Regions from separate parts of the Homo sapiens genome. Here region 1 is linked to region 2. A link is an interaction called in ENCODE POLR2A ChIA-PET data of the cell type or tissue named here. Cell type or tissue: MCF 10A. All regions are shown on one strand. Links, peaks and the distances in the headings refer to the core of each region. The heading gives the core; the rest is flanking DNA. Region 1 overlaps LOC339166 (a long non-coding RNA gene). Region 2 has its middle 67 kb from the start of WSCD1.

Region 1 (4,391 bases), core at 210-4,209, 79 kb after region 2:
TTGAGCAGGACACACAAACTCCCTCACCCTCAGCTTCATCTTCTACGAAATGAAGATAGCGCCACCTGACTCAGGTGTCTGCCATAAAGATGGACAGTCTTGTCAATTATAAAGCGCTATATACATTTTATGTTCATTATTTCCTTGGTTCCCAACTCTCCAGGGAGGTGGCACAGGAGTTTGGGCTTGTGTCCCAGCAGAGTGAAATTCTCAGTGACTTTGAGCAAGACTTGATCTTGGAGAACGAGGGAAAAACATGGACTTGGGAGCAGACCATGTCCTGGCTGTGTGACCTTGGGCAGCTTTCCTCACCTTTCTGAGACTCTGTGCCACCCACTATAAAGTGAGGATAAACAAGGGGAGCTGAAAGTCTTTTTTGTTTTTGTTTTTGTTTTGAAATAGAGTCTCGCTTTGTTGCCCAGGCTGGAGTGCAGTGACACGGTCTCGGCTCACTGCAACCTCCGCCTCCCGGGTTCAAGTAATTCTCTGCCTCAGCCTCCCTAGTAGCTGGGATTACAGGTGCCCACCACCATGCCCAGCTAATTTTTGTATTTTTAGTAGAGACGGGGTTTCACTATCTTGGCCAGGCTGGTCTTGAACTCCTGACCTGGTGATCCACCTGCCTCAGCCTCCCAAAGTACTGAGATTACAGGCGTGAGCCACTGCGCGCCCAGCCAGTGAAGAGGGATTACACAGGTAAAGAAAGGAAGAGGCCGGGTGAGGTGGCTCACACCTGTAATCCCAGCATTTTGTGAGACTGAGCTGGGAGAATCACTTGAGCCCAGGAGTTCAAGACAAGCTCAAGCAACCTAGGGTTACCCCGTCTCTACAAAAAATAAAAAATTAGCCAGGCATGGTGGCATGTTCCTGTAATCTCAGCTGCTTGGGAGGCTGAGGTGGGAGGATCACTTGAGTCTGAAAGGTCAAGGCTAAAGCACGTGGTGATGGTAATTGTGCCACTGCACCCCAGCCTGGGCAACAGAGCAAAACCCTGTCTCAAAGGAAAAAAAGAGAGAGTAGAGACGAGTGTAAAAACCAGGCGGACACCACTTTAACCAAGATGAACTGACTTTGCGTGTCTCCTGATAGGCTATACTGAGGACACAGCATCACTTCTGCAGGATTCTTGCAAAAAGGCAATCCTCAATGTAATCGTGAGCAAACATCAGGCAAACCACAGTGAGGAGACAGCCTGCCGAACAGATGGCCAGTATTCTTCAAAAGTTTCCAAACCATAAAAGATAGACTGAGGACTATCTCAGACTGAAGGAAACAAGAAACTTTGACAACGAAACACAATGTAGGCAATTGGCAAAATATGAACAGATTAGTTAGATTATCATATCGATGCTAAATTCCTGGTCGTGATCATGATACTGTGAGTATGGAAGACGATAACACTTGGAGAAGCTGGGTAAAGGTACAAAGGGACTCAGTACTATTTTTGAAACCTTGTTGTAAATCTAAAATTATTTCCAAGTTTTTTTAATATTTTAAATTCTAAAAAAAGACATTGATTCAAGCGAGGTGGGGCATGACTCACATCTCCCAGTATCAGGAGTCAGCGTGCCCAGGACCCTCTCCTCCACAACTCTATGAGACTCTGTGGTCATGAGGTGGGCTTAGGGAGAAGGGAGAGTCCTGCTTTCTTCCCAAATCAGAAGCAAAACTCTCTTAAGTCCAAAGCCCCACTAGCCCTAGGTAAGTCTCCCTCAGAGACACTGACAGAAGCAGAAAACAGAAAATCAGGTCTAATGGGAGTGCCTTTCCAACTCTCCCCACCAGCACCTGCGGGACTCCAGGCAAGAGGGACAGTCAGCCAGGAGAAGCTCTCTGGTCCCAGGACCGGGACCCCAGTATCTCACCCTGCATGGAAGGGTCCCCTTGGGACATTCCTGCTCCCTCCTTGTAACCCCAGCCCCTGCACCCTTGGGTTCAGTGCACTCAATCTGCATTCTCTACATTTTCACCGTGAGGATTTTATTGTACCAACAAAAAATCCCTTGGACGCTTGCAAAATTGTAGTCAACCTTTTAGCATCTTTTCTCTGAGAAAATGCATACTTGAAAAAACAAAAAGCAAATTTATTCACCTTTCAAAAGTAAATCTGTACCTTACCCATCACAATGAAATGCATACATCATTAAGAAAGGCTAGTGTGTTTATGTCTACAAAGGAGCTCGGATTATTAAGGATTCGCAAAGGAAGGGAACTCTCATGGGAAAATATCTCTTCTCCAGCAGACACCCCAACAGTGCTTTTCACCTCAGGACTCAGGACCCATGACCACAGGATCTAAGGATCTCAGGATCTCAGGACCTCAGGCCATGGGACCCTCAGAACACAGGACTTCAGAACCTCAGGATCCAGGACCCAGGACCTCAAGATCTCAGGACTTTGGGACCTCAAGACCTCAGGACCTCAGAACTTCAAGAACTCAGGGCCTGAGGACCCAGGACCTCAAGACCTCAGGATCTCAGGACCCAGGACTTCAGGATCTCAGGACCTCAGGACCCAGGACCTCAGGACCTCAGGATCTCAGGACCCAGTACCTCAGGACCTCAAGATCTCAGGATCCAGGACCGCAAGACCTCAGGATCTCAAGACCTCAAGACCTCAGGATCTCAGAACTCAGGACCTCAGGACCTCAGGACTTCAGGACCCAGGACCCTTAGAGCTCAGGCCCTCAGAGTAGAATAACTCAGGGTGTTCTGAAGACAGCAAAGACCAGTGGTTAAGTCCAACAGACTGGGGTTTGGGCCAGGGTTGCCCCACTCAGGGCTGTGTGGCATGAGCAAGTCGCTTGACCTCTCTTCACCTCCGTTTCCCTTCACATAAATCCTTTTTATGCAGAATAAGAAATATCAATTCTTTACAACATTGTATCTTAAACACGTTTGCATATTAATGAACTTTAATGGCCACAGAGCATCCTATTCAGAGTGTATGTATATCTGTGCTAGCTAAATAAATAAAAACATATATCATGATTAAATATATTAAGGTATATATCACTTAACCCTACTGTGTACCAGATACTCCACTAGGAGCCGAGGATACAGGAGTGAACAATGCCTGCCAGAGCCCTGACGTCAGGAAATGTACTTCCCTATCTTTGCCGTCCCCAATTCAGTCATGGTCAGCCCCTGTTCCCAGTTCTCTGCAGCTATTCTTCCCAGCTATCCTCAAGTTCAATGCGTCAGAATGTGTATCCCAATTTTGGGTTCTGAAATCAAGGCCTTGTGTGATGGCAAATGACACTTCCAACGACCATCAGCAAATGTCCTTCTTGTTTTTGGTAATTACCTTTGGATAAATTCCTAGGGGTGCGATCACTGCACCAAAGGCTGTCAGCCTTTTAATGACTCTTGATACATACAATCAAACTGTTTTCCAAAGGGGCTGCACCCAATTTACACACTGCCACCGGCAATGTATGGGTGCCATGCCTAGACCATGACTGTGTTAGTCCTGGGTGTCATAATTATATTTCTTAATTTGTGTTAATTTAATAGGTGTAAAATTGCATCTCATTTTAATTTGCATTTCTTTGATAGTGATGAAGGTTGAACATTTCCTTTTGTAAATATACACACATTTGGATAGCTTGATCCATTTATTCATTCGTTATACACTAACCCTGTCCTATACCCCAGACACTGCAAAGTGCCAGAGACTCAGAGATACATAGAACACAGACTCTACCTTCAAGAACCTTATATGTGGCTGGGCGCGGTGACTCACGCCTGTAATCCCAGCATTTTGGGAGGCCGAGTGGATCGATCACCTGAGGTAAAGGAGTCTGAGCCAGCCTGACCAATATAGTGAAACCCCATCTCTACCAAAAATACAAAAATTCACCAGGCATGGTGGCTTGTTTCTGTAGTCCCAGCTACTTGGGAGGCTGAGACAGGAGAATTGGTTGAACCTGGGAGGCGGAGGGTGCAGTGACCCAAGATGGCTCCACTGCACTCTGAGACTCTGTCTCAAAAAACAAACAAACAAAAAAAAGAACCTTATATCCAATGGATAGGAAAGAGAGGAAAGCAAACAAGTTAGCCAACAGTCCTGGTGTGGTGGTAGCACATTCTCTACCATGTGCTAGAGAGGCCTAGTGGACTTGTTGCAAGAAGAGGAGGGACAGAGAGAGGTGACAGAGAGGAAGGCACCCAAGCCAGACTGGGGGATTGAAAAGGGTGTCTCAGCTGCTCCAGATCGGCCTCTGAGGGCCAATGGACAAACTGTCAGGGACCTTCCCTTGTGTTGGTCCATTTGTTTCTTGTGCCATGTGATGTCTTGGCAAGGGGGAGGGCGCCGTTCTATTTGTACATGTGCTTCTGTGTCTCTGCGGTCTATGTGCATTTGTTGTGTGATGCAAGTGCCTGGGTGAC
Region 2 (4,391 bases), core at 196-4,195:
TTAACAGTAACAGAAATGGAGTGTGGGGATCTACAGGAACTCTCCGTACTATCTTTGCACTTGCTCTGTAAATAACAAAACTATTCTAGAATAAAAAGCTTACTTTATATTTTCTTATTTTACTTTAAGTTCTGGGATACATGTGCAGAATGTGCAGGTTTGTTACATAGGTATACACGTGCCGTGGTGGTTTGCTGCACCTATCAATCTGTCATCTGGGTTTTAAGCCCCACATGCATTAGGTATTTGTCCTAATGCTCTCTCCCTCCTCTTGGCCCCCTACTCCCTGACAGGCCCTGGTATGTGGCAACCTACAGAATGGGAGAAAATTTTTGCAATCTACCTATCTGACGAAGGTCTAATATCCAGAATCTATAAGGAACTTAAACAAATTCACAAGAAAAAAAAAAACCCAACAAAAAGTGGGCGGAGGATATGAACAGACACTTCTCAAAAGAAGACATTTATGCAGCCAAAAAACATATGAAAAAAAGCTCATCATCACTGGTCATTAGAGAAATGCAAATCAAAACCACAACGAGATACCATCTCAAGCCACTTAGAATGGCAATTATTGAAAAGTCAGGAAACAACAGATGCTGGTGAGGCTGTGGAGAAATAAGAATGCTTTTACACTGTCGGTGGCAGTGTTAAAAATCTTACTTTTAAAAACTGCATATCCCTAAATAAATTAACTACAATATTAACAGTGCAGAAAGAAAGTTTTACTAAAAAAAAAAGATATTAATGATCCTGGGTTAATTGATCTTAAAGAATGACAGATCGTTGGATAAAAAGTTGCTCAGGAAACCAAAAACAAAGACATGTGCAAGCAGAAAAAAATAAACCTTGGCATTAGCAATGCATCCTTCAGTGGTAAAATTATAAAGAAAATCCAGGGAATAACTGCCATTAAAAAATGATGATTAATTTTGATGGGATAGGAGCTTGGGGCAGTTTCTGGGAATGCTGGCAATGCTCTATTTCTCGACCTGGAAGCAGTTTCATGGGTGATAAATTTGTGATACATTATCAATAAAATATGGAGCTATACTTCTTTCTTTTGTGGACCTTTCTATATGTGTGCTATAGTTCTCAACAAACGTTAGGGAAAATAAACAAACACAGAAGAGAGAATGTGTTGGAATGTTCCATAACGGATGAAAGACATGAATCCTCAGACTTCTTCAATCTGAAACTAACAAAACTTCTTTTTAAAAAAAGTAAATCCACACCTAGACATATGATATGCAAGACAAGAAAGAAAAGCAAATATGAACAATATTTAATTCTATTAAATCTGGAAATTCGATTCATAGGTATCATATTATCTTCTGTGCTTTTCTGAATGTTTGAAACATTTTATAATTAGCTTTTTTAATATAAAAGAACCAGTGAGATAATGTATAACCATACCCAAAATGTCTGTTTAGATAAGTCAGAATAGTGGTTACCTCAAGAAAGAGATTTTTTTTTTCCTACCAAAGAAATACAGCTACCATTTATTGAAAGCCTACTGTGTTTTTAAAACTTAATTCATTTCATTTTCTTTTTTTTTATTATACTTTAAGTTTTAGGGTACATGTGCACAAAGTGCAGGTTAGTTACATATGTATACATGTGCCATGTTGGTGTGCTGCACCCAGTAACTCGTCATTTAACATTAGGTGAATCTCCTAATGCTATCCCTCCCCCCTCCCCCCATCCCACAACAGGCCCTGGTGTGTGATGCTCCCCTTCCTGTGTCCCTGTGTTCTGCATGTTCTCACTCATAGGTGGGAATTGAACAAGGAAGAGATTTTGTAACTGATCAGAAAGTGGTAGAAAAGTACCTTCTGGAGGCTAAAAATGTTTGTGTCTTGATCTGACCAGTGGTTTCATGGGCGTACACAAAATCTAACCAGCTGTGTACCTGAGATACACTTTACATACTTTAATGCACGTATATTTAACATCCATGGAAAAGTTTAAAGACGCTTAAGAGCTGTCAACATTAAATAATGAGATTCAGAAAATATGATTAAGTATGGAGTTTATTTCAGCACAAAGCTGGAAGATGGCTGCCCAGAAGACACTGACTTCAAACGAATGAAGTCAGAGTTCCAAAGTGGAAAAGTTAAGGTTTTACTGATATAGGCAGAGTCAGAGAGATGTTAGCAGAATTACTGCAATTTCCATACAAGAGCAGTACACACATTACAGCAATTTGATTCGCTACAGATTGCTATTAATACGTTCCAAGGAAGACTATTACTCCGTGAGGAAGGGCAGTTATCTGAGATGGTTTCATCTCTGGCACCATTTGGTCTTAATTATTTACAGGAAAAAGAAAAAGTCGGACATGGTGGCTCACACCTGTAATCCCAGCACTTCGGGAGGCCAAGGCGGGTGGATCACCTGAGGTTGGGAATTCGAGACCAGCCTGACCAACATGGAGAAACCCCATCTCTACTAAAAATACAAAATTAGCTGGGCGTGGTGGCATATGCCTGCAATCCCAGCTACTTGGGAGGCAAGAGAATCACTTGAACCCAGGAGGCGGAGGTTGCGGTGAGCCGAGATTGTGCCATTGCACTCCAGCCTGGGCAACAAGAGTGAAACTCCATCTCAAAAACAAACAAACAAAAAGGCAGAAGTTGCAGCTGCCTGCTGCATGACTCAGACTGCATAGCCACATTCCTCTCAAGGCTCAGAATAACGGAATGTTCCAACAGCCTTAAGTTTGAATTATTTTAAGTTTGAAGTACTTAATTTTACAAAGGGTCTGGCACAGGATTGACATTAATATGATACATGCATGCTTTGGCCCTGTAGAAGTTAGAAGGACTTTTCCTTGAAATAAACGAAGACCCTCTGCAGCCTGAGTAAAGAGGGAGTTTATACAAGGAGAGGACACAAGGATAACCTGGAGAACCCATAGGTAGGAAGCACCTGGGCCTGAAGACATAAATAGCTGGAGGAGGAATGAAGCCCCCTGGACTCTCCCTGCACCCCTCCTCTGTGCTCCTCTCTGTCCGTCCTAATTTTTCTCTCTCACAGATGCCTGGTTTCTCTGCTCCCCAGACCCCAAGACAGAACACAGGTCTCTCTCACTGCTGGGTTGAATTCTGCTTTTTTAAAGAGATGGCCAGAGCAAGGATAGGATGTCTTCCAAATTCCCAGGAAAACAGCCTACCTTTAGTGCCCAACCTTGAGCTAAGCACACTGACCAGGGCAGTGGACACCATGGGAAGCCCCATGACCGGTACAGGTTGAATCAGGGGCTCATCCACTGTGGCCAAGACGATCCAACAGGTGCTCTCTACGACCTGGCAATGGCCTACGTGGGTCAGGCAATGACTTGACAGCCACTCCTTAAGTCTGGACAGTGTTTTCTACCTTACGAGACACTTTCACACTCATGATTACTTTTCCGCCTTTGTATCTTCTTGGGATTTTGATGTGAGGGCTAACTTACAGATGAGAAGATGGGTTCCTGGAAGACAAGTGACCTACTCAGGATCACGCAGTGAGTGCAGCCCAGCCGGGGCTCAGCTCCAGGTGTGCATCTTGATATGGCATTTGGGACTGGGCACCCCTGCCTGCTCCCCGCTACTACACTCCTGGAGCTGGAGTGGTTTATGGCAGAGCCAGAGGCCTGAATGGTGTGTGTCACATGCAGCCTCCACGCTCCTGTGGCCGAGGCTTTTACAAAGTACACTGCAAACCCCTTTGCCATTAAAGCAATTACCACTTCAAGGACAACCACCCTTCAGGCCTTTGGCTAGACACGGGGCCTGAATGCCCAGTCCCATGAAAATGAAAAACCCAAGTGTATGTGGAATGGCAAAGAGCAAGCAGGCCCAGGGTCACGGTCTATGAGCACCAGCCTCTTCCTGACTGTCTGCCCCTCCCCACCCTAAAAAGACGCCCGGCACTCTGGGATGCTTCTCTTTCTTTGTTTTGTTTTGTTTTGTTTTGTTTGAGACGGAGTTTCACTCTTGTTGCCCAGGCTGGAGTGCAATGGCGCAATCTCGGCTCACTGCAACCTCCGCCTCCCAGGTTCAAGCGATTCTCCTGCCTCAGCCTCCCGAGTAGCTGGGATTACAGGCATGCACCACCACGCCCAGCTAATTTTGTGTATTTTTAGTAGAGACAGGGTTTCTCTATGTTGGTCAAGCTGGTCTCAAACTCCCGACCTCAGGTGATCCACCCGCCTCAGCCTCCCAAAGTGCTGGGATTACAGGCGTGAGCCACCATGCCCAGCCTTGGGATGCTTCTTAATAGCATATCCCAGGTTACAGGAGCACGCTGGTGCCCATTTGTTCACAGGATTGGTCCTCATGGCCACTATGGGAGAAGATGGATGGGAACAGGAACCCGTGGCTCCTAAGGGTTTTCTGGCCCAGCTG

Evidence for each region. Peaks named below come from ENCODE experiments on the same cell type or tissue, not always from the same donor. Only the 100,000 strongest peaks of a DNase experiment are listed, where the experiment ranks them.
Region 1: POLR2A ChIA-PET joins it to region 2 with 5 read pairs; 3 of 35 experiments call an interaction of 5 or more read pairs at or near these places.

Annotation. Positions count from the first base shown.
Region 1 is chr17:5,922,658-5,927,048 of GRCh38, reverse strand. The region is part of intron 3 of LOC339166 (a long non-coding RNA gene); the gene reads right to left. Among named protein-coding and RNA genes, the nearest start is that of WSCD1, 150 kb to the left of the region's middle. In MCF 10A, for the core only: no CTCF peak of the experiment used is centred there; no DNase peak of the experiment used is centred there.
Region 2 is chr17:6,001,682-6,006,072 of GRCh38, reverse strand. No RefSeq gene overlaps it. Among named protein-coding and RNA genes, the nearest start is that of WSCD1, 67 kb to the left of the region's middle. In MCF 10A, for the core only: no CTCF peak of the experiment used is centred there; a DNase peak (open chromatin) is centred at 2,672.